Linked DNA regions of Homo sapiens: regions 2, 3, 4, 5, 6 and 7 are each linked to region 1. The links are chromatin contacts, found by Hi-C or POLR2A ChIA-PET in ENCODE. All regions are on one chromosome and are shown on one strand. Each heading gives the region's core, a stretch centred on a gene start or an enhancer-like site at or near the end of the contact. The rest is flanking DNA. Distances are from core to core; before and after follow the strand shown.

The links. A loop is a pair of places that touch in the nucleus more often than their neighbours do. ChIA-PET counts read pairs that join two places held with the same protein, here RNA polymerase II (POLR2A). Pooled maps may share reads with other maps.
Region 2: a loop to region 1 is called in a pooled map, with 4 times the contacts of the local background. The contact joins the promoter of ICAM1 here to the promoter of SMARCA4 in region 1. A Hi-C loop is called at or near these places in 2 of 50 pooled maps. POLR2A ChIA-PET finds 5 or more read pairs at or near these places in 2 of 52 experiments (HEK293 and activated CD4-positive, alpha-beta T cell).
Region 3: a pooled map shows a loop between it and region 1 (5-fold over the local background). The contact joins the promoter of PPAN-P2RY11 here to the promoter of SMARCA4 in region 1. A Hi-C loop is called at or near these places in 1 of 168 maps with a recorded cell type or tissue (CD8-positive, alpha-beta T cell), 1 of 37 single-sample maps with no recorded cell type and 7 of 50 pooled maps.
Region 4: a loop to region 1 is called in a pooled map, with 1.9 times the contacts of the local background. The contact joins the promoter of FDX2-ZGLP1 here to the promoter of SMARCA4 in region 1. A Hi-C loop is called at or near these places in 1 of 50 pooled maps. POLR2A ChIA-PET finds 5 or more read pairs at or near these places in 3 of 52 experiments (OCI-LY7, activated CD4-positive, alpha-beta T cell and naive thymus-derived CD8-positive, alpha-beta T cell).
Region 5: a loop to region 1 is called in a map of CD8-positive, alpha-beta T cell, with 14 times the contacts of the local background. The contact joins the promoter of RAVER1 here to the promoter of SMARCA4 in region 1. A Hi-C loop is called at or near these places in 2 of 168 maps with a recorded cell type or tissue (CD8-positive, alpha-beta T cell and naive thymus-derived CD4-positive, alpha-beta T cell) and 8 of 50 pooled maps. POLR2A ChIA-PET finds 5 or more read pairs at or near these places in 2 of 52 experiments (HEK293T and naive thymus-derived CD8-positive, alpha-beta T cell).
Region 6: a loop to region 1 is called in a pooled map, with 5 times the contacts of the local background. The contact joins the promoter of DNMT1 here to the promoter of SMARCA4 in region 1. A Hi-C loop is called at or near these places in 4 of 50 pooled maps. POLR2A ChIA-PET finds 5 or more read pairs at or near these places in 2 of 52 experiments (H1 and activated T-cell).
Region 7: a loop to region 1 is called in a pooled map, with 7 times the contacts of the local background. The contact joins the promoter of ZNF627 here to the promoter of SMARCA4 in region 1. A Hi-C loop is called at or near these places in 1 of 37 single-sample maps with no recorded cell type and 7 of 50 pooled maps. POLR2A ChIA-PET finds 5 or more read pairs at or near these places in 2 of 52 experiments (GM12878 and activated CD8-positive, alpha-beta memory T cell).

Annotation. Positions count from the first base shown.
Region 1 is chr19:10,959,649-10,962,457 of GRCh38, reverse strand. SMARCA4 (SWI/SNF related BAF chromatin remodeling complex subunit ATPase 4) reads right to left here and starts at 1,428. Exons shown (of 35, transcript NM_003072.5): 1 at 1,284-1,428. RefSeq lists silencers at 1,061-1,120, 1,171-1,230, 1,281-1,700.
Region 2 is chr19:10,269,815-10,272,878 of GRCh38, reverse strand. It overlaps ICAM1 (intercellular adhesion molecule 1), which reads right to left and starts at 1,759. Exons shown (of 7, transcript NM_000201.3): 1 at 1,653-1,759. The coding sequence starts at 1,719. The region is part of intron 1 of LIMASI (lncRNA inflammatory and mucous response associated, antisense to ICAM1); the gene reads left to right. RefSeq lists enhancers at 958-1,197, 2,108-2,197.
Region 3 is chr19:10,105,062-10,107,920 of GRCh38, reverse strand. It overlaps PPAN-P2RY11 (PPAN-P2RY11 readthrough), which reads right to left and starts at 1,559. Exons shown (of 13, transcript NM_001198690.2): 1 at 1,509-1,559; 2 at 1,250-1,420; 3 at 315-416; 4 at 67-117. The coding sequence starts at 1,526. It overlaps PPAN (peter pan homolog), which reads right to left and starts at 1,559. Exons shown (of 12, transcript NM_020230.7): 1 at 1,509-1,559; 2 at 1,250-1,420; 3 at 315-416; 4 at 67-117. The coding sequence starts at 1,526. It overlaps SNORD105 (small nucleolar RNA, C/D box 105), which reads right to left and starts at 270; the gene lies at 186-270. It also overlaps a transcript of ANGPTL6 not described here. RefSeq lists a silencer at 1,363-1,412 and enhancers at 1,633-1,682, 1,279-1,922.
Region 4 is chr19:10,314,449-10,317,546 of GRCh38, reverse strand. It overlaps FDX2-ZGLP1 (FDX2-ZGLP1 readthrough), which reads left to right and starts at 1,532. Exons shown (of 9, transcript NR_176052.1): 1 at 1,532-1,695; 2 at 1,788-1,842; 3 at 1,994-2,161. FDX2 (ferredoxin 2) reads left to right here and starts at 1,532. Exons shown (of 5, transcript NM_001397406.1): 1 at 1,532-1,695; 2 at 1,788-1,842; 3 at 2,055-2,161. The coding sequence starts at 1,551. RAVER1 (ribonucleoprotein, PTB binding 1) reads left to right here. Exons shown (of 13, transcript NM_133452.3): 13 at 1-1,335. The coding sequence ends at 93. RefSeq lists silencers at 453-644, 1,778-1,897.
Region 5 is chr19:10,331,721-10,334,778 of GRCh38, reverse strand. It overlaps RAVER1 (ribonucleoprotein, PTB binding 1), which reads left to right and starts at 1,250. Exons shown (of 13, transcript NM_133452.3): 1 at 1,250-1,490. The coding sequence starts at 1,272. It overlaps ICAM3 (intercellular adhesion molecule 3), which reads left to right. Exons shown (of 7, transcript NM_002162.5): 5 at 1-251; 6 at 371-619; 7 at 720-1,003. The coding sequence ends at 922. RefSeq lists enhancers at 1-225, 850-989, 1,230-1,449, 940-1,856, 1,857-2,773 and a silencer at 1,622-1,845.
Region 6 is chr19:10,193,134-10,196,295 of GRCh38, reverse strand. It overlaps DNMT1 (DNA methyltransferase 1), which reads left to right and starts at 1,343. Exons shown (of 41, transcript NM_001130823.3): 1 at 1,343-1,476. The coding sequence starts at 1,397. RefSeq lists an enhancer at 910-1,139 and a silencer at 1,400-1,639.
Region 7 is chr19:11,596,001-11,599,156 of GRCh38, reverse strand. It overlaps ZNF627 (zinc finger protein 627), which reads right to left and starts at 1,674. Exons shown (of 4, transcript NM_145295.4): 1 at 1,527-1,674. The coding sequence starts at 1,529. RefSeq lists silencers at 1,280-1,419, 1,760-1,889 and enhancers at 1,570-1,649, 737-1,735.

The DNA.
Region 1 (2,809 bases), core at 179-2,678:
GTCCCTCTCACAGTGCAGGTTCAGAGCAATAAACGATAGGCCAAGAGAGTTTGTTCCCACATTTACCACCCGCTCCCCTCCAAGACTGCAGAGGCTCCAGGATCCAACCCCCGACCATCCAACACTTAGTAGGGCCTCAAGAAGTTATCTGCTGAACAATGAGGGAGATTGGACCAGACAATTACAATAGTGCTTCCCGCTTGCGAGGAACCATTTTACAGGCTTTCACCAATTCCATTTGGGAGATTACCCCCTTTCACAAAGGAGCTTTCACAAAGGAGGAAAACTAAGAGGTTCAGAGAGGTTAAGCCACTTCCCTAAAGTGACAGTGTGCTAAGTGACTGACAGCACCAGGAATCAAGCTTGAATGCAGCCTATCAATCCAAACTGAAAACTTGCTTCAAATTCCTGCGAAGCGGCTTTTCCGCTTATTCCCTTGCTACTTTCCCCAAGGAGTCACTGACCAAAAAAAAAAAAAAAAAAAATCAAGACTGGTATCTTCAAGATCGGGACAAAACACTCGCCCAAAAGGTCCACGTTGAAAATAAAAGCCTTAATCTGAAAAACCAATTGGGAAGGAGAAAAAAGGATGCAAAAGAAAAGCAATGCTTTTACACAGCAAAGGATTTCCTCCGTGCTCCCCTACTTGCCGCCGACCCCATCCCCAACCCCAATTCGGGCAAACATTTTGAAGTCACTAACTGCAAGGCATCGGGGGAGTCCTTTACCTTTCCTTGAAAATCTGGAATGACACGTTTTTAAGACAATTTGAGGTCGGCTAGCCCAAGGGGACCGCTAATGCCCGTGTCCGGCCGACGCCGGACATATCTGGAGGTTTGGCTGAGCCCCGATCGCAGCTTCGCCAAAAACGCAACATTCGGGTCGGACCCGTTACCACGCAGCCAGAAAAGCCCCAACGCCTGCCTATTGTTGCAGCCGCTGTAATTGGGAGGGCGACTGTAGGGGTGCCGGGCGAGGGGGGCGAGCTTTGTCCGGCGACCCCGGCGAGAGCGCGCGCGGAGAGGATCGCGCGGCCTCCACGCGGCCCGGGCCCCCCACCCACCCCGCCGCTCCGCGGGGGCCGCCGCTGCCACGGCCTCGCGACACTGTGGCCTTCCCCACGCGCGCGGCTGCCGGCTGGGCTTCTTGACCCTCGGGCGCCGCCGTACCCCGGCCCCGCACAGGGCGCGCCGGCAGCCCCCTCCCCCCTCGGCGCCCCGGCTCCATTCAAACCGCCCTCCCCGGCCCCGCGCCGCGCTGCCCCCGCGGCCCGCGTTCCTTACCAGGAGCCGCCGGCGCCGTCGACTTCCCGGCGCCTCCCCCGCCCCTCCGCGCGGGGCCGGGGGCAGAATGGGCGTCTCGCTTCTCTTCACGAAACAAAGAAGCCGCCGCCGCCGCCAAACGAGGGGAAGCCTCGCGCGCGCGCCCGCCCGCCTCGGCCACCGCCCCCCCTTCACACACACGCGCGCCACCCGCGCCCCCGCTGCGCGCGCGCTCGCCGGCTCCCCTCCCCCTCAGCACCGCGGCGGCCTCTCCAGCTTCCGCCGCCTGCCCGGCCTCGTGCGCGCGCCAGCCCGCCCTTCCGCTCCCGGCGCGCGTGCGCGCCCGTCCCTGGGCGGACGGGGGTGGGCGTGGCCCGGAGGAAGCACGCGCGTCCGATGCACCGCCCCACTCGGGCCGCGATGGCCCCGCGCCTGCGCACGCTTCGCCTTCTGCACGCCTCGCGTCTTGACGCCCCGGAGCATGCGCAGAGCGGACGCCACTGCGGCGGCGGTGGCGGCGGCCGCGGTGACGATGGGGCAACTGGAGAATGGGATCCCGGTGGCCGTGGGGTCCGTGGGGAAAGGAGGTCCCTGAGGCTCGGAAATAGGAACCCTGGACCGTAGGACGGGCCGCCTGGACCAAGACCGGGCAGTGGTTTCCCGCGGGCCAAGGGCGCGCCTGGGAACCGCTTTGATCCCTGACCTGGGGCGGCGAGGCCTATTTGGGGAGGCAAGGCGGGGCCCGACCGTGGCCGCCTTCTCTGCAAAACTTCCCAAGTGCCATTAATTAGCTTAGCAAATATTTATTGATCTGCTACTGTGTCCCAGCCGCCGTGGAGCCCTCGGTCTAGTGGGGAAGGAGGACAAGAAGCAAGATTAATAAGCAAAATAGTGCAGTATGAGAGGCCGGACTTGGTGGCTCACGCCTGTAATCCAGCACTTTGGGAGGCCGAGGCGGCCGGATCACCTGAGGTCGGGAGTTAGAAACGAGCCTGACCACCATGGTGAAACCCGTCTCTATTAAAAATACAAAAATTAGCCGGGCGCGGTAGCTCATGCCTGTAATCCCAGCACTTAGGGAGGCCTAGGCTGGTGGATCATGAGGTCAGGAGATGAGACTATCCTGGCTAACACGGTGAAACCCCGTCTTTACTAAAAATACAAAAAATTAGCCGGGCGTGGTGGCACACGCCTGTAGTCACAGCTACTCGGGAGGCTGAGGCAGGAGAATCGCTTGAGCCCAGGAGGTGGAGATTGTAGTGAGCCGAGATCGTACTATTGCACTCCAGCCTGGGCAACAAGAGTGAAATTCCGTCTCAAAAAAAATAAATAGTACAGTGTGAGGTGAACACTGGGAGGATCATGGACATTTTAAATAGGGCAGCCACGGAAGTCGTCGTTGCAAAGAACACGTTTGAATGCATACAGGCTGGTGGTGAAAGAGAGAAACCTTCCTCCGAGAGTGAAGGCCCTGAGCCTCTTGGCCTCTTCTGTGTGTTTTCTTTTTTGTGTGTTTGTTTGTTTGTTTGTTTGTTTGTTTGTTTGTT
Region 2 (3,064 bases), core at 510-3,009, 690 kb after region 1:
GGTAGCAACTGGCTACCTTGCAGGTAAGAAAGAAGGGGCTTACGGGGTGGGCACTGTGGCTCACGCATGTAATCCCAGCACTTTGGGAGGCAGGGTGGGCAGATCATGAGGTCAGGAAATCGAGACCATCCTGGCTAACACAGTGATTAGCCGGGTGTGATGGCACATGCCTGTAGTCCCAGCTACTCAGGGAGGCTGAGGCAGGAGAATCGTTTGAACCTGGGAGGCAGAGGTTGCAGTGAGCCGAGATCACGCCACTGCACTCCAGCCTGGGCGACAGAGTGAGACTCCGTCTCAAAAAAAAAAAAAAAAAAAAAAGAAAAGAAAAGAAAGAAAGAAGGGGCTTATTTGGATCAGGTCCCTCAGATTCTGCTGCCTCCGAAGGTGGGAAAAAATGTCTGAGCCCAGCACTGCCTCACTCAAAGATTCCTGTCTCAGATTTGTTCTATCTTGGATGGGGGTGTGAGGACACTGGCTCCATACATTCTCCAAGGGAGATTCTGGGACCATTCCCATTTCATAGAGAGAAATGGTTACTCAGCTAGAAAGCAGTGCGATCTGGGTCTGAGTCCGGATCAGAACGCTTTGTTTTTTGAGACAGAATCTCGCTATGTCTCCCAGGCTGGAGTGCAGTGGCACAATCTTGGTTCACTGCAACCTCAGCCTCGTGGGCTTAAGGGATTTTCCTCCCTCAGCCTCCCGAGCAGCTGGGATCACAGGCGCCCACCACCATGCCAGCTAATTTTTGTATTTTTAGTAGAGACGGGATGTTGCCATGTTGGCCAGGCTGGTCTCAAACTCCTGACCTTAAGTGATTCGCCCGCCTGGGGCTCCTAAAGTGTTGGGATTACTGGCATGAACTACCGTGCTGGCCTGGATCTCAGGCTTTGTTGAGCTGTTAACCAAGCTGTCAATCTCCCACCCTCCTGGTTCCCCAAACTTACACCACCATGAAAGACCCTCTGACCCCTTCCCTCTTCCCTAGCTGGGCTGGAGCTGGGGGAGGGTGTGCTGGGGCGTCCCACTTCTCAGCTTTGGGCCACGGATAAGTCAGCTCTGGAATTCCCCCAAGTAGAAGCAGCCCTGGACTTCCCCAGGGGCAGAGAGGATGAGGAACAGAATATACATCTTGAGGGGGGTGGGGGTCCCTTAAGCCTTGTTGGGTTGGCACAGAGCCAAGTTCCCAAACCATCATGATCGAGTCCTGGGGCCAGGTGCTGCGCTGGGCCAAGATACCCTGCCAGGTGGCCGCTATAACGTTTCCCGTTTTACAGCTGAGAAACTGTAAGAGACGCAATCTAGCCAAGCAAGGCGGTGGTTCACACCTCTCATCCCAGCTACTCGGGAGGCTGAGGCAGGAGGTAAGGCTAGACCCCCGGAGTTCAAGACCGGCCTGGGCAACAAAACGAGGCCCGCCCCTCCCCTCCATCTCCAACCCCCTACCCTTTTTTAAAGCTGCAATCTATAGCCCAAGGCCACACGTGGAGGTATGCAGGGTCTGGATTCGAACCTACTGGCTGTTGCCTTTCAATCGCTGTCTCTAGCCCCTCCTTCCCATAAACAGCTACCTAAGCATGCATGACCTGACCCGGGAGCCGGTCCTCCCGGGGCTTCGGAGAACTGGCCCGACGGCAATCCCCACCCCGACTCACCTGGGAACAGAGCCCCGAGCAGGACCAGGAGTGCGGGCAGCGCGGGCCGGGGGCTGCTGGGAGCCATAGCGAGGCTGAGGTTGCAACTCTGAGTAGCAGAGGAGCTCAGCGTCGACTGGGGCGCGTGATCCTTTATAGCGCTAGCCACCTGGGGGCCAAGGGGCGGTGCTGCTTTCCCGGAAACCTCGCGCCTTCCCCTCCGGAACAAATGCTGCAGTTATTTCCGGACTGACAGGGTGCCCGGGCCGAGAGGGTCATCCTCCCTCGCTGGCCGCTTCAGCTCCGGAATTTCCAAGCTAAAGCAATCGGGCGGCGGTGGCAGGGCGATGACCCCGGGGGCTGCTCCCGGCCTCCACGCCTCCCGTTTCCCGGCCAGGCTAAGCTTGAATCACGGTCTACACCGCGCTAAGCGGTTTATTAAGTACTTTTAAATACTGCCAACTTCCCCGGAGAGTGGAGACTGTTATTGTGTCCATTTCACAAAGCGGTAAACTGAGACTCCAGGCTGCGAGGGGGTCCGAACTCAAGTCCTCCCTCTCCAGCTTACGCAGGCCTCTTTAATCGAGTGGATGAGCCCCCTGCCTGGGTGGGGGCCCAGGAATCCTCCCCGGGCTCCCTCCACTGAGGGATGCCCCTCCCCCTAGGTCACGTCCACACCTAGCTGACACGGGCATTTCTCGAGAAGCGGCCAGAGCAGAGCCAGGCACCTCCCGGCGACCGCTAACCGTGGGAGTGACGAAGCGCGGTCTCACCACGTCCGGGGAAATCGGCGTCCTCTCTCTACACCCGAGGGCACTCACCCCGGCGGCCTCCTCGCTTCCCCTTTCGGCCTTGGCCGCGGAGGCGTCTTTACAGCTCCCAGAAAAAGGAAGGAAGCTGCGTGATCCCTACGCGCCGAGCCCCTCCGCTGGCGTCCCAGGCTCCGCGGGGAAACTGAGGCAGCTAGCTTGGATCTTGACGAGGGAGGGGAGGGGGACGCTCGAAATCCCTGCCTGTCGCTGGGAAACTGAGGCAGCAGCCCCCAGGCGCAGAGGCGAGGCAGGGAGAAGGGGCGCTCGAACCCCTGCCCTACGCGCGAGGCTCCGGCAACTCGAACCCAGGCTCATGCACTAAATATGAGCGGGTGTTTGCTTGGCCACCGCCTGTGCGTGTGACCCCAAGACTCGACATCCACCACGTCGAGGCTGGGTACTCTTAAGTCTCCGAGCACCAAGCCGCGCCGCCTAAGGCTTTCCTGTTGTGGGGCGCGCGCGGCGTCGCCATGGAGATCTCCGAGGGGCCAGGGAGGTCGCGCAGCAGAAGGGGAAGCGAAGGGTCCCCGGACGCGCAGGCCCTTCCTATCGGGGAAGGGGGCTGCGAGTCACTGGCCATCCAGAGACGCATATTTCCCCCGCCTCGGTCATTCCCAAGGA
Region 3 (2,859 bases), core at 310-2,809, 850 kb after region 1:
GGCTGCGGACAACCCCAAGTCCAGCTCCCACCCCACATGGCTTTGTACCACCTCCACCCCTCTCACCTTCTTGACCTGGAAGGTCAAGGTGGGGCCTCCTGGGAGGCGCATCAGCTTCTGCAGGAGAAGAAAAGATCAGTGACTCTGGAGGGGTCTAGCAGAGGTGCCCGGAGTAGGCACCTTTGCCCCATCTCTTCTTCAGAGCGTTTACTTTGAAGCCAGAAATCACAGCAGCTCAGAGGCATATGTGTTCATCATGAGAGATAGGGGAAGGGGGGGTCTGGGGGAGATGAAGGGTGAGGGCGTCTACTCACAAAGTAGACATTGGTCTCTGTTTTGCTCAGGATCAGAAAGTGTGTGACCCCGAGGGGCCCAGCCACTGCCACGCAGTCCTTCAGCGAGTTCTTCTTACGAACCTGGAAATGACAAAAAGAAAAAAAGAAAACATAGCTTATCCCTTGTTGTGACAACTATAAGCTGACGGTGCAGATCCTGTTATGGTCTGTCTTGCATCTGACCCTTTCAACAAGCCCAGAGGAGCAAAAGGATCTTAGCCTTTAGAGTCAGTCGGACGCAGATTTGAGTTCTAACTCTGTCTCTTGCTCACAGCGCATCTTCCCATTGACAAATGAGCGAACTCAGGCCCAGAGAGGTTAAGTAACTTGCATCAGATACTGGGGAGAAGTCAGTTTCCAACCCTGCTTTGCTGCCTCCAGATTCTAGTCTTTTTTTTTCTAACACGGTCTCCTCCGGTCGCCCAGACTGGAGTGAAGTGGCACGATCCCGATTCACTACAGCCTTAATTTCCTGGGCTCAAGGAATCCTCCCACCTCAGCCTCCCGAGTAGCCGGGACTACAGGCACGCAACACCATATCCGACTAATTTTTCTATTTTTTGTAAAGACGGGGTTTCACCATGCTGCTCAGGCTGGTCTCGAATTCCTGGGCTCAAGTGATCCTCCCGCATCAGCATCCCCAAATGCTGGGAATACAGGCATGAGCCACCACGCCCGGCTCCAGATTCCAGTCTTAACTGTCAGGCTTAGGCGACTATCTATCTCCCAAGCTGCGCGCCCTCACTCCAGCCCAGCAAAAGCCCTGAAAGGCAGAAATGATGCTCCCCATGAGGGTCTTTTTTTCCAGCTGGGGAGACTTAAGTCCTCCCACAGTTTTACAGCGGGAGCCATTACTGCAGCTACGAAGACTAGGCCGAGGGTGGGTGGAGGCGGGCTGGGGGTGGGGTACAAACCTGCAGACGGCTGGCAGTGAGCGGCTCCATGACCCGCCGCACGTCCAGGCTGAGCTGCCGGATGTTGCGACCCGTGCAGCCTCGCGTGAACACGAACGAGTGCGGGTTCGCGGCATAGGCCTCGAGGTTGCGGAGCTGCGCCTGGGCGCGGGCGCGCTTCTGGTGCCGGGACTGCGGCGACGAGAGACAAAGGGTCAGCGCCGCGACCTCGGCCGGGACCCCACCTGCGCCACCTGCCTCCCAAGCTGCCGGGCCTTACCCTCCCTGACTGTCCCATGCTGCTGTGTCCTCCACGAGGCCTCCTGCGTCCGCCGCTTCCGGCGCTGCGCAGCTCACTTCCGGCGCCTGAGAGCCGGCACGGCGTGGGACGACATCAGGCGGGCCTGCGCACTAGGTGGCCTCTGGGAGCGGGGAGGGGCAATCAGATGGAGCGGTTGCTATGGAGACACGGGTGCCTGTTTCTAGGGAGACCGGGGCGGGGCTACGCGGCTCCGGGCTGCAGAGAAACGAATCCGCCGGTTCGAATCCCGCTTCGGCCCATTTCCTCCAGCTGGGCTAAAACCACTTTCTGCATTCCGAGGCTCCTAAAATATCCCAAAGTAAGGCTGATAATGTCCCCCGGGCCCACGAATTAGGAGCGACCATGTATGCACAATGTTGGGCGCTCTGGCGCCAAGTACTTGGGGAGAAGCCACCGGAGGGAATGACTGTGGCAATCATTCACTTTAGTCTCGCAACTCCTCTGGGCCAGCTGTCCTCCCCGGGTACCCCTGTCTGCAGACAGGCTGAGGGATGGAAACTCCACATCACCTTCTGGAAACTCAGGGCAAGGCGGGCGTTTCGTGAATAACTCGCCCCCTCCTTCTTTCCGCTCAAAGCCTCAGTCTTGGCCTCAGGCCTCTGGCTTCTTCCCCAAAACCTTGCAGTGGGGGAAAGGGACACCCCCTCACTGGGCTGAACATTACTCTCTCCTCCCCCATCGGCCTCCTCTCCCTCCTTGCTCTCTCTGGCACCCCAATTCTTCCTCCTCTCCCCCAGATGTGTCTCCCCTCCCCCTCGTCTTCCCCCTGTCTCTTTCTCCCTCTTGTAACTTTGTCTCTGTCATCAGTTGTCTCTTTCATCATTTATAACTGAAGATGGAAACTAAAGAAGTTTCCTTTCTCTGTGTCTGGCCCCATCCCTGTTTCTTTCTTCTCATCTGCCTCCCTGTGGTCTCTCCCCATCTTCCCATCTCTCTCTGTCTCTCCCCATCTCCCCGTCTCTCCCTTTCTCTGCCATCTCCCTATGTCTCTCCCATCTCCCTATGCCTCTCCCATCTCCATCTGTCTGACTCTCTGTATTCTTCAGCCCCTCTCTGTGACTTATGAAGTTCCCTCCCTCTCTACTGCCAATGGGGAAGCCAGAGGGGGCTGAGGGTGGGGGGCCGAGGGGCCCAGTGTGGGGGCCCCAACCCAGGCCCAGAGCCCAGCCTGGCAGCCTCTCTCAGATCTGGGACGACCATTTCCTTTTTCAACCCTGGAGTCCACTCGAGTTACTCGGGAGCTCAGGATGGTGCAGACCAGGGGAAGGAGGTGACTCTCCCGGCGTGTGGCTGGTCGTCGGTGGGGCCT
Region 4 (3,098 bases), core at 283-2,782, 650 kb after region 1:
CCCAGCCCAGAAGGCAGCTATGTGGGCCAGCACTCCCAGGGCCTCGGCGGCCACTACGCGGACTCCTACCTGAAGCGGAAGAGGATTTTCTAAGTGGCTGGCACCAGAGATAACTCAAGGGCCTGCACCAAATCGCTTTTGGGTTTTCTGATGTTTTGTTTTGTGTTTTTTTTAAACCATTTTCTCTCTTTCGGTAATAGAAAAATCTCTGAAAGACTTTACTGACCAATCAGCCGGAGCCCCAGGAGCCCAAGGGGTGTGGGGGAGTCTGGAGGCCTCATTATGTCTCTGGCTTGCTCCCCACGCTGAAACCCTGCAGCCTTAAGAGAGAGGGGCCCCGGCCTGCTCTCCCTCCCTCCCCCCATCTCCTCCTCCGCTGTGCCCGTCTCTCCGGAGCCCTCCTGCCTCATTGCTCCTGTAATTTTGGCCTTTCGAGTGCCTTGGAGGTTTCCCTGACCTCCCGTGAAGATACAGAGACTGTCTCCTTTTTTTTTAACTTTGACAACTGACTTCTGTTTCCTTTTCTAAGTTTTATTTTTCAAACCACCCCGGACAGCCCCCAGCTCTGATTCCTTCAAGGCCCGGCCTGTCCGGGCCACCATTCCACACCTTGCGGTTTGAAACAGCTGTTTTTCCCACATTTGCTGCAGGCATGGCTGTCTCCTGCCCCTGCCTGCCCATCTGGCCTATACCCCAGCCGTGGGGCCCGGGGTCCCTGCCGCAGCCCCCTCCCCTTCTGATGCCTTAAAAGCTGGGCCCCAGGCCCTGCTGGCCAGAGCCACAGATGCCAAGCTCTGGGAGCTTGACTATGGACCAAACAGCTCTGGCCTAGGGATTGGGCCACCCTACCCAGGATCTCCACCCTGGGGACAGTAGAAGGGGAAAGCCTTCATCTTGGCGAACCGGCCCCACCACCCCCTCCTACCCGGGCCTCCGTGCAGAGATGGGCTTTCTCTGCCAGTCCCCTGCTGTCTGTCTGTGGGAGTCGGACATTGTGCCCATCTCCCGGAGCCTCTGCTGTCACTCGCTTGTTGAAGATGAATTCTTGAATTCTGCCTGCCCACCCCCGGCCAGATCCCTGGAGCTGGCCTCCTTCCAGCCCAGTGCCAGAAACCAGCACTCCATGAAGATAAACTCTGGGCCCGCCCACCAGCAGGACCTGTCGACCTGAGGTGACCCTGGGCCTTGCCCCCAGCCAACTGGGCCACCAGCTTCCCTCCCTTGACTCTGGGGGTCCACATCCACTCCAAGGGGACTATTCCCCCGACCCCACCCCAGTCTCCCCACACGGACCTTTGCTGAATTAAAGTTTGTAAGTAAATGGTTTTAAAGAAATCAGAGTTGGCTGGTTCTTGGGACAAACAGTGGGCTTGAGTGGGAGGTCTGGGATGGCCCCGCGGGTTTACCTGAGATGGATTCCGCCCTGCTCTTCCCACCTGGTCACCGCAGGCCCTAAGCAAACATCTGCGCTTATGTTCCATTGATTATGGGCTTTCCCTCGCCTCCCTGGCGCGGCGCATGCTCAGTCGGTGAGTCACGTGATGCATGTCATGGCCGCCTCCATGGCCCGGGGAGGCGTGAGTGCCAGGGTTCTACTGCAGGCTGCCAGGGGCACCTGGTGGAACAGACCTGGGGGCACTTCCGGGTCGGGGGAGGGGGTGGCGCTGGGGACAACCAGAAAGTTTCAAGCGACAGGTACCTGGGGCGCCCGGGGCGGGCAGCGTTAATCCGTCAGATGCCGGCGGGGCGGGGCTCGGCGCAGCCGCTCACCGAACCGTGTTTTCCAGGCTCGCGCCCGGCTGGAGAGGAGGACGCGGGCGGCCCGGAGCGGCCCGGGGACGTGTGAGTGCAGGGGGCCAAGTCCCCCATTCCTCATCCCACGGAATTCCTCTGGTCCCCATCTTGCCCTGTAGCTTCATCTCGAGGTCCCCCTTCTGCTTTGCCCTATTCAGTACCTGTGCGTCAAGCCTCAATTCCTACTTCCTAACCCTAGATTCTACCCGGGCCCTGAGCCCATCATCCAGTTCGGCATTCGCACTTCCATCTGTCCCCAGGGTGAACGTGGTGTTCGTAGACCGCTCAGGCCAGCGGATCCCAGTGAGTGGCAGAGTCGGGGACAATGTTCTTCACCTGGCCCAGCGCCACGGGGTGGACCTGGAAGGTAGGAACCGGGCAGAGGGAATTAAGGAGGTCCTTATACATTTGTCCAAAAAAAAAAAAAAAAAAACCCACAAATTAGGTGTGTCTCTTCACGTCTTTTTCCCACCAAATATGGACTAAAATCCAAACCCCTCACCATGGCCTCATCTGTTGCCAAGCTCTTATTTGTTAAGCATTTATTAGAGATCACTAGGACTCCTGGCTCCCAGGATTTTGTGTTCTCTTCCCCCTTCCTCCCTGTATTCTAGCCACATTGGCTTTCTTTTTGTTGTTGTTGTTTTGAGATGGAGTTTCACTCTTGTTGCCCAGGCTGGAGTGCAATGGCTTACTGCACCTCAGCTCACTGCAACCTCCACCTCCCGGGTTCAAGCGTTTCTCCTGCCCCAGCCTCCAGACTAGCTGGGATTACAGGCGCCCACCACCAAGCCCAGCTAATTTTTGTATTTTTAGTAGAGACGGGGTTTCACCACATTGGCCAGGCTGGTCTCAAACTCCTGAAAGGTGATCCACCCGCCTCAGCCTCCCAAAATGCTGGGATTACAGGCATGAGCCACCGCGCCCAGCCCACACTGGCTTTCTTGTGGTTCCTCAAACAACCAAGCTCATTCCTGCTTCGGGGCCTTTACATTTGCTGTTCCCTCTGTCTGAAGTGCTTTCCCAGCAAACATTCTGGCTCTTTCTCATCCTTCAGACCTCAGTGTAAATGTCATGTCCCTAACAATCCCATTCCCCTCAGCCCAGCTGAAGTACCCATGCCCTAGTTACTCTGTCTTATCAGTGTGATATGATATATAGCACTTCTCACTTTTTTTTTTTCAAGAGACGGAGCCTTGCTGTGTCGCCAATGCTGGAGTGCCATGATGCAATCATACCTCACTGCAGCCTTGAACTCCTGGGTTCAAGTGATCCTCCCACCTCAGCCTCCCAAGTAGCTGGGA
Region 5 (3,058 bases), core at 1-2,500, 630 kb after region 1:
CCTAGGACCCATTGTGAACCTCAGCGAGCCCACCGCCCATGAGGGGTCCACAGTGACCGTGAGTTGCATGGCTGGGGCTCGAGTCCAGGTCACGCTGGACGGAGTTCCGGCCGCGGCCCCGGGGCAGCCAGCTCAACTTCAGCTAAATGCTACCGAGAGTGACGACGGACGCAGCTTCTTCTGCAGTGCCACTCTCGAGGTGGACGGCGAGTTCTTGCACAGGAACAGTAGCGTCCAGCTGCGAGTCCTGTGTGAGTCGGTCACCCTGACCTTTAATCCCTCCACCCCTGCCCTGGAAAGATTAGACGCTCCTCTGCACCACTGTGCCTCGGGTGTGTTGGGTGTCTGATCACACATGGTGGTTCCACAGATGGTCCCAAAATTGACCGAGCCACATGCCCCCAGCACTTGAAATGGAAAGATAAAACGAGACACGTCCTGCAGTGCCAAGCCAGGGGCAACCCGTACCCCGAGCTGCGGTGTTTGAAGGAAGGCTCCAGCCGGGAGGTGCCGGTGGGGATCCCGTTCTTCGTCAACGTAACACATAATGGTACTTATCAGTGCCAAGCGTCCAGCTCACGAGGCAAATACACCCTGGTCGTGGTGATGGACATTGAGGGTGAGCTAACACGGGGCTGCGGGTCTGGACCGGTAAGCCGGGGGGCGGGGGGGTTGGAGACAGAAGGGACGCATATTGACTTAGCGCTTTCTCTGCACAGCTGGGAGCTCCCACTTTGTCCCCGTCTTCGTGGCGGTGTTACTGACCCTGGGCGTGGTGACTATCGTACTGGCCTTAATGTACGTCTTCAGGGAGCACCAACGGAGCGGCAGTTACCATGTTAGGGAGGAGAGCACCTATCTGCCCCTCACGTCTATGCAGCCGACAGAAGCAATGGGGGAAGAACCGTCCAGAGCTGAGTGACGCTGGGATCCGGGATCAAAGTTGGCGGGGGCTTGGCTGTGCCCTCAGATTCCGCACCAATAAAGCCTTCAAACTCCCTAATCTGTGGTTTGATTCCACCCGCGCTGCAAGTCTCTCCCACCCAGGTGCACATCCACTGAGTAGCGTCGCTGCGACGGAAGGGGGCGGGGCCTGTGGCGCGCAGACGCAGCTTGAACTCTTGAGAGGTGGGCTGGGGCTTAGCCAACGGGGCAAGGGGGGCGGGAAGGAGGTGGGGTTTCTCCCAGCCAATCGACGGGCGCGCCCTCGTTGCCGCTCTATGCCGCTCCGCCCCGGCTCGCTGGTCCCAGAAGGCGCCGGGTTTCCCAAGATGGCGGCGGACGTGTCCGTTACTCACCGGCCCCCGCTGAGCCCTAAGTCTGGGGCCGAAGTCGAAGCCGGCGATGCCGCGGAGCGCCGGGCGCCGGAAGAAGAGCTGCCGCCTCTAGATCCAGAAGAGATCCGGAAACGCCTGGAACACACCGAGCGCCAGTTCCGTAACCGCCGCAAGATACTGATCCGGGGCCTCCCGGGGGACGTGACCAACCAGGTATTGGGGGGGGCGGTGTAGGAGCGTGGCGGGAAATACCACGGTGCGCGTGCGCGGGGGGAACCGGGCGACACCAACGCTGAGGTGCGCGGGGGTCGTTGGCGGGGGCGCCCAAGCACCGGATCCACGCGGGATCGGGAGAGACCAAGAGCGGGACGTGGGGGGGCGATGATGAAAGGGGAAACCGACTGCGAAGTGAGGGAGGGCGTTGCTAGGGGCGACCACAGGCTTGGGCGACACCAAGTGATGGAAGCGGGCGGGGAATGGAAGGGGGCGGACAGCTTTGGTCCTGTTGGGGAATTGTGAATGGGCTGGTACATTGGACCACCAGTTGCCCCCTGCTTGGATGATGCTTTTCTCCACCCACTCTACCACAGGGTGGCGGGACCTCACATCCAGAAGTTTCAGGACTGCGGAGAGTACGCCCCTCCATATCACGCGTTTATTCACTGCTCTCAGAGATAAATCCGGAAGTTAACAGCAGCCCCTGGGTCTCAGCCCCCAAAACCTCAGGATTAATTTGGGAAAATGGGGTCTTCTGCCACCAGCCTACAGACCTACAGGAAGGAAGCGAGGCCTGTGTTCTATGGAGCCCCTCGTGGCTAATCTTCCTGCTAGGAGTGCCCTTCTCATGGGGCCAGCATGGGGCAGCGCTTCCCAATGCTCTTTGGACCCAGGGAAATGGCATCTATACTGCCCTGCCCTATGGCGGTGAAATAGGTTCTCGCTTCCTGCTGCTGAGATTCCCTGCTCTCCGGCCCACCAGCACACCGGGTGGGCACGTGGCTAGTGGAACCCCAGGGATGTTGGGAGGGGCTGAATTTGGGGACAGATCGGGACAGGGATCATTAAGGATGGTCAGGTTTCTTTCTGGGTCTTCCTCTCAGTGTCTGCAGTCTCTCAGCTGGGAACACATTGTCTCTCCTGCAAGATGCACAGTGTGTCTGGTCCCAGCAGGCGCCAGCACTTTGCCTTCAAAGCTGGCTTGAGAGGCTGGGCATGGTGGCTCATCCCTTTAATCCCAGCACTTTGAGAGGCTGAGGCAAGAGGCTGTATTGAGCCCAAGGGTTCGAGACTAGCCTGGGCGGTATAGTGAAACCCTCATCTCTACAAAAAATTTTTAAAAATTAGCCAGGCATGGTGGTGCGTGCCTGTAGTCCCAGCTACGCAGGAGGCTGAGGTGGGAGGATCACTTGAGCCTAGGAGGTTGAGGCTGCAGTGAGCTATGATTGTGCTACTACACTCTAGCCTAGGTGACAGAACAAGACACTATCTCTAAAAAAAAGAAAAATAAATGAGCTGGCTTGGAAGAGGGCAGCTTTATCAGCAGGAGGAAATTGGGAGGCATGTGAACCCACACAACGTGGGGCTTACTAGAAGGTGGGCTCCCCAGTCAGGTACCCATGGGTGGCTGCGCTGCCCAACTGCATGGCCTCCAGCAGATCTCTTCACTTCTCCTAGCCTAAGTTTTCTCATATACAACATGAGTTTGTTAATACTTCACTTACAGAGTTGTTGGAAACAGTGAATCTTGCAAAAGGAGGTTCATGCAGGTTAAATGGCTTCCC
Region 6 (3,162 bases), core at 94-2,593, 770 kb after region 1:
ACCACCGAAGATACAAAAATTAGCCAGGCGTGGTGGAGTACGCCTGTAATCCCAGCCTACTAGGGAGGCTGAGGCATGAGAATCGCTTGAACCTGGGAGGCAGAGGTTGCAGTGAGCCAAGATCTCACCACTGCACGCCAGCCGGGGTGACAGAGTGAGGCAGGGTCTTACCCTGTCGCCCAGGCAGGAGTCCAGTGGCCCAATCATGGCTCATTGCAGCCTACACTGCCAGGGTTCAAGCCATCCTCCCACCTCAGCCTCCCAAGTAGCTAGGATTACAGGTGTGTGTCACCATGCCCAGCAAATCTTTGTATTTTTTGTAGAGATGGGGTATCCCTATGTTGCTCAGGCTGGTCTTGAACTCCTAACCTCAAGCGATCCTCCCACCTGGGCCTCTCAAAGCACTGGGATTACAGGCGTGAGCCACTGCGCCTGACATGGTGCTTCTTAATTTATTCTTACTTTTTATTTTTATTTTTTTGAGACAAGGTCTTGCTCTGTCTCCCAGGCTGGAATGTAGTGGTACAATCATGGCTCACTGCAACCTCTGCCTCTCCGGTTCAAGTGATCTTCCTGCCTCAACCTCTGGAGTAGTTTGGACTATGGGCACATGCCACAACGACTAGCTAATTTTTGTTTTTCTTTTTTTCTTTCTTTCTTTCTTTCTTTTTTTTTTTTTTTGAGATGCAGTTTCTCTATGTTACCTAGGCTGGTCTAAAACTCCTGGGCTCAAGCGATCCTCCCACCCTGGCCTCCCAAAGTGCTGGGATGACAGGCGTGAGCCACGTGGTGCTTAAAAAAGGCAACAAAAAACCCCCCACACACTGGGTATAGAAGTGGCATGGGCCTCTATACACTGTGAGATTCTTGGTACTAGCTACAAATTCTGTGTATACTCAAGATTTTCTAGAGTAGGTGCAATTACCCCGTTTTACAGATGAGGACACAGAGGCTGAGCCGTAGTGACCCACCTAAGGTCGTATAGCCAGCAAATAGATGGAGGTTGGATTGGAACTGAGGACTTTACTCAAGGGCTCTCACAAACCCTTGGGGGCTTCTCGCTGCTTTATCCCCATCACACCTGAAAGAATGAATGAATGAATGCCTCGGGCACCGTGCCCACCTCCCAGCAAACCGTGGAGCTTGGACGAGCCCACTGCTCCGCGTGGGGGGGGTGTGTGCCCGCCTTGCGCATGCGTGTTCCCTGGGCATGGCCGGCTCCGTTCCATCCTTCTGCACAGGGTATCGCCTCTCTCCGTTTGGTACATCCCCTCCTCCCCCACGCCCGGACTGGGGTGGTAGACGCCGCCTCCGCTCATCGCCCCTCCCCATCGGTTTCCGCGCGAAAAGCCGGGGCGCCTGCGCTGCCGCCGCCGCGTCTGCTGAAGCCTCCGAGATGCCGGCGCGTACCGCCCCAGCCCGGGTGCCCACACTGGCCGTCCCGGCCATCTCGCTGCCCGACGATGTCCGCAGGCGGTAGGTACCATGGGGGGGAACACGGACTCAGGGGGACAGGCAGGGCGCTGGGTGGGGGGTCGCTTCCCCTCGGGGTGGCCGGTGGCCGCTGCTGACAGACGGGCGCGCATGCGTGGGGTGGTGCGGCGCGCAGCGGCAGTTGGCGCGGGCAGGGTGGCACTTCCGGTCGCGCGTGCCCGGGCTGTTTGGCGCCAAAATGGACCGTGGATTCCCCCGTAGCTCCCTGGTGGCTAGAAACTAGGCGGGGTGGGGGTTCTCTTTTGATCCCCAAATACAGCAAGCTTTGGGTTCGTTTCCGGGGTCCCCTTCTTCAAGCAGCGGTGGGCCGGGCTCTTGACTCCAGCTTGGTCGCACAGGAAGTGGGCAGCCCGCGGCCAACGGACACCCCTCGGGCACCGGCACTTCGGCCTCCACTTCCGGTGTCCGGCCCGGTCCCCGGGGGCGCTTCTGTGGTGGGGGGTCCCTCAGTGCCTTTCCCCCAAAGCTGTGCATCTCGATGGCGGCCTCCAGAGACGGATGTCACCCGTCGGGGCCTGGGCTGGGCTGGCTCATGTTCGAGAGCCCAGCCTTCCGTGGGGTACTCATTCTGTCAGTTGGGACTGTGTGGTTCTTGCTCCTTGGGAAAGTCCATGTTTTGGCAGGAACTTTAACCGTGCATTGCAGCGCAGGGCCCGGGAAGCGTGAAGGCTGCATGGTTGGTCTTTTCCTGTAAATCTGTGCCTGTGAGCCGTGGGCATCAGGGAAGTCTTGCTAATGAGAACTGGCTACACTTTCGTGTGTGTTTGTGTGTGTTCATGGGTGTGTTCTTTAGTGTGTGTCTAATGTTGGAGGCCCTGGCTTTAGCAGTTCATGCCTCTGTCCAACTTCCGTGCACAAGGATCAGTGGGAGCACTGGTCCCAGCCCCTTGTTCATGAACGCCATCAGTTCATTCCTGAAAACTTGTTCAAGTGAGGTGTGCGTGAGTCAGAGGAACCCTCACCAGGCGTGGACACTTCCAGCTGGATTTGTGAAAGCACTCTTTGCCATTTTTCTATTTCCTTAGGCTTGTTAACTGACCTGGTTGGGCCAGTCCGGTTCTGATTTGGGTCTTTGGGGAGGGATGGATATTTGGTTCAACCCCCGCTTTTTTTCTTTTCTTTTTTTTTTTTTTTTTGAAGGCTGGGTGCTGTGGCTTATGCCTGTAATCCCAGCAATTTGGGAGGCAGTGGCGGACGAATCTCTTGAGCCAGGAGTTTGAGACCAGCCTGGGCAACAAGGCAAAACCCCATGTCTACTAAAAATACAAAAATTAGCCTGGAGTAGTGCCGTGCGCCTGTGGTCCCAACTACTCAACAGACTAAGGTGGGAGTATCACTTGAGCCCCAGAGGTTGAGGCTGTGTGTAGCGAGCTGAGATCGCGCTATTGCACTCCAGCCTGGGTGACAGAGTGAGACCCTGTCTCAAAAAAAGAAACACTTTTTATTTTTAGAGATGGGTCTCACTCTGTTGTCCAGGCTGGAGTGCCCTGGCACAATTATAACTCACTGTAGCCTTGAACTCCTGGGCTTAAGGGATCCTCAGCCTCCTGAGTAGCTGGGACCACAGGCGCCCACCACCATGCCCAGATGACTTTCTTAGTTTTTGTTTCTGTATACGTGAGGTTTCACCATATTGCCCAGGCTGGTCTTAAACCCCTGCCCTCAAGC
Region 7 (3,156 bases), core at 425-2,924, 640 kb before region 1:
GCTGTGGGCATCCTGTGTCAGCCCAAACAGCCCTGAAGCCCAGGACCAGGAAAGGAGGATGCTCTGAAGACATATCACAGTTTAAAGTTTCCAAAGGGGAACCCCAACCCAAAGACACTGTTTTTTGTTTTTTTTATTTTAGGGTCCGGGTCTCACTATGTTGCTCAGGCTGGTCTCAAACTCCTGGCCTCAGGTGATCCTCCCGCCTTGGCCTCCCAAAGTGTTGGGATTACAGACATGAGCCATGGCACCAGGCCAACCAAAAGACATTCTGAGAACATCCCTGTGCCTAGGAGAGAGAAAAGGAGAAGAGGCACAAAGGTTTTTTCACAGCAGGGTCTCATACATGTATTCTCTGCTTTCCTCTCCTGTGAAATGTTCAGAAACAGAAAGCAAATATTTTTAAAAGACCAATCGATTGCTCCTTGAAAAAATAATACAAATTAATTAGTTTGAAATGTGCAATAAAGGACAAAGAGTTGATAATGTCGTGACTGGAGTTACCTTTTGGGAATATGGTGAAAGAAGTGGTATCAAGAATTATTTGCAAGCGCCAGAGGAGTCAGGCTAGGGGAACAAGGTCAAGGATTTGGGACCCTGTCCCCCTGGGGAGTGTTAAAATAATTAATTTGGAGACAATTAGAGGGCTGTGGCTATGGTGTCCTGGTTTCCTACCCAAGGAAACAGAAATCTAAGTCGAATGAAATTCTTTTATTTGATTTTATATTTTAAAAATTTGTAGTAGTTTTTTGGTCTCAGTCTGAATATGTTCATTTAAAAAAAATTAACAGAGATGGGGTCTCGCTATATTGCGAGGCTGATCTTCAACTCCTGGGCCCAAGCGATCCTCCTGTCTTGGCCTCCAAAAGCGCTGCGATTACAGGCGTGAGCCACCGCGCTCCAGCCTCAAATGAAATTCTTATAAATTACCAGTTTATAAGGAAATAAAATTTAGGGTTAATAAACCACAACCACCAATCCACCTCTGACTACATAAGCAGAAAATGTCCACCTAGATAGAGCAAATAAGGCGACTGCATAACTGTCACCAACCAAGTACTGAATTTGGTTCGCTTCCTCCTGCACCTTACAGCCTTTCCTTCCATTCCCTCCAACGGATCCCCAAGCCACAAACCACGACCGGGAGCTTCTCCATCGATGAGCCGCTGTTTGCTCAAATAAACTCTAAATTTTTAACGGGAGAAAGGCGGGACTGTGGGGGGCGGCCACAGACCGCAGCTCCTGCAACACGAACCACATCCGAGGAGGGATACCCCCATGACCCTCCCGCGGCCCCCGCACCATGTGGGGAGACGCGGGGCTGCGGGGCCGCAGGCGTCGCGCAGGGACGGGACAGGACGACCGGGGTCCCAGCTCCTGGCCCAGCCCCACCTTGCGGCCGAGGGAACTCGGGTCCCAGACCCCGGAGTCGCCGCAGGGAGGCCTAGGTCCCTCCACAGCCGGTTCCGGCCGGTTCCAACCAGCCCCTCCCCCAGGTCTGGGGACGCCTGACCCCTCACACGCACCATTTCTCGGCTTCCAGGTGTCCCGGCGTCCTCCCTACGACTCCCGCGACCTGTACAGGTCACGGCGCGACAGAGGCTGCGGCGGAGACACCTTGGGCCTCTCGGAGAAACGGAGACGCGAGCCCGGGTGGGGACGGTCGCCAGAAACAAAGGCTCCGTAGGGAGGCGCAGGCCCTGCCCTCCTCTCCCGGGCCCATCTGAATGGACAGTTGGCAGGGCCCCGCCCCAGCGCCCCTGATTGGATAGGGTGACATACCCCGCCCCCTAAGGCCTGAGTGACGTAGGAAGCCATGGAAACGTGGCTGTGCGTAGCAGTGTTGACTGGTTCTAGCCACTGCGCCTCTCAGGCCGAGTTTCCTCCCTGCACCCAGCCCGAGGGATATTTGAGGGTTTGTTTTGGTTTTTTTTTTTTTTTTTTTTTGAGACGGAGTTTCGCTTTTGTCGCCCAGGCTGGAGTGCAGTGGCGCGATCTCAGCTCACTGCAATCTCTGCCTCCCGGGTTCAAGCGATTCTCGTGCCTCAGCCTCCCGAGTAGCTGAATTACAGGCACCCGCCACCACGCCTGGCTAATTTTTGTATTTTTCGTAGAGACGGGGTTTCGCCATGTTACCGAGGCTGGTCTCTAACTCCTGACCTCAAGTGATACGCCCACCTCAGCCTCCCAAAGTGCTGGGATTACAGGCGTGAGCCACCACGCGTGGCCTTGTTTTGGTTTCCTTCCTTCCTTCCTTCCTTCCTTCCTTCCTTCCTTCCTTCCTTCCATCCTCCCTCCCTCCCTCCTTTCTTTTTTTTCTTTCAGGGTCTTGCTCTGTCACCCAGGCTGGACTGCAGTGGCATGATCTCGGCTCACTCCAGCCCCAATCTCCCGGGCTCAAACGATCCTCCTGCCTCAGCCTCCCTAGTAGCTGGGACCAAAGTCACGCCCCACCACACTCTGCTAATTTTATTTTGTTGTTGGTGCTGTGTGTGTGACGGGGGTGGGGTGGGTTAGATGGGGTCTCACTATGTTGACCAGGCTGGTCGTGAATTCCTGGGCTCAAGTGATCCTCCTGCCTAGGCCTCCCCAGGTGCTGGGATTACAAATGTGAGCCACCGTGCCCGGCCAATATTTGCATTTAATGCAGAGCTTGCTTCTAGCTTGCCAGAGTAGGCACTGTCTTCTTCTGGCACTCCATGAGCTCTTCCTTCTAATTCCTTCCGGACACAAGGTCACCAGTATGTGCAGGGAACTCCACACTCACTGTGACATGGAGCAATCGCCTTGCCTCAGAACGGGAGGGAGCCCAGGCTAGGCCAGGGAGGACAGGAAGAGGAGGAAGGGCCTGATGTTCCGGGAAACGGGCATTTGGGATGAGGCGTGCCAAGGCTTCCTCCCATACCCTCCGGTCCCTGAAAAAACATCTATACGTGGAAAAAAAAGTAGAAATAACTGAGGTGAGAGGAAGGATGCTCTCTGATGAAGTGATGTGGGATGAGACCCAAAGTAATGTATTAGTATTAAAAGGCAGGTTGGGCTGGGTGCGATGGAGCACGCCTGTAATCTAGCACTTTGGGAGGCCGAGGCAGGCGGATCACCTGAGGTCGGGAGTTCGGAACATGGAGAAACCCCATCTCTACTAAAAATACAAAA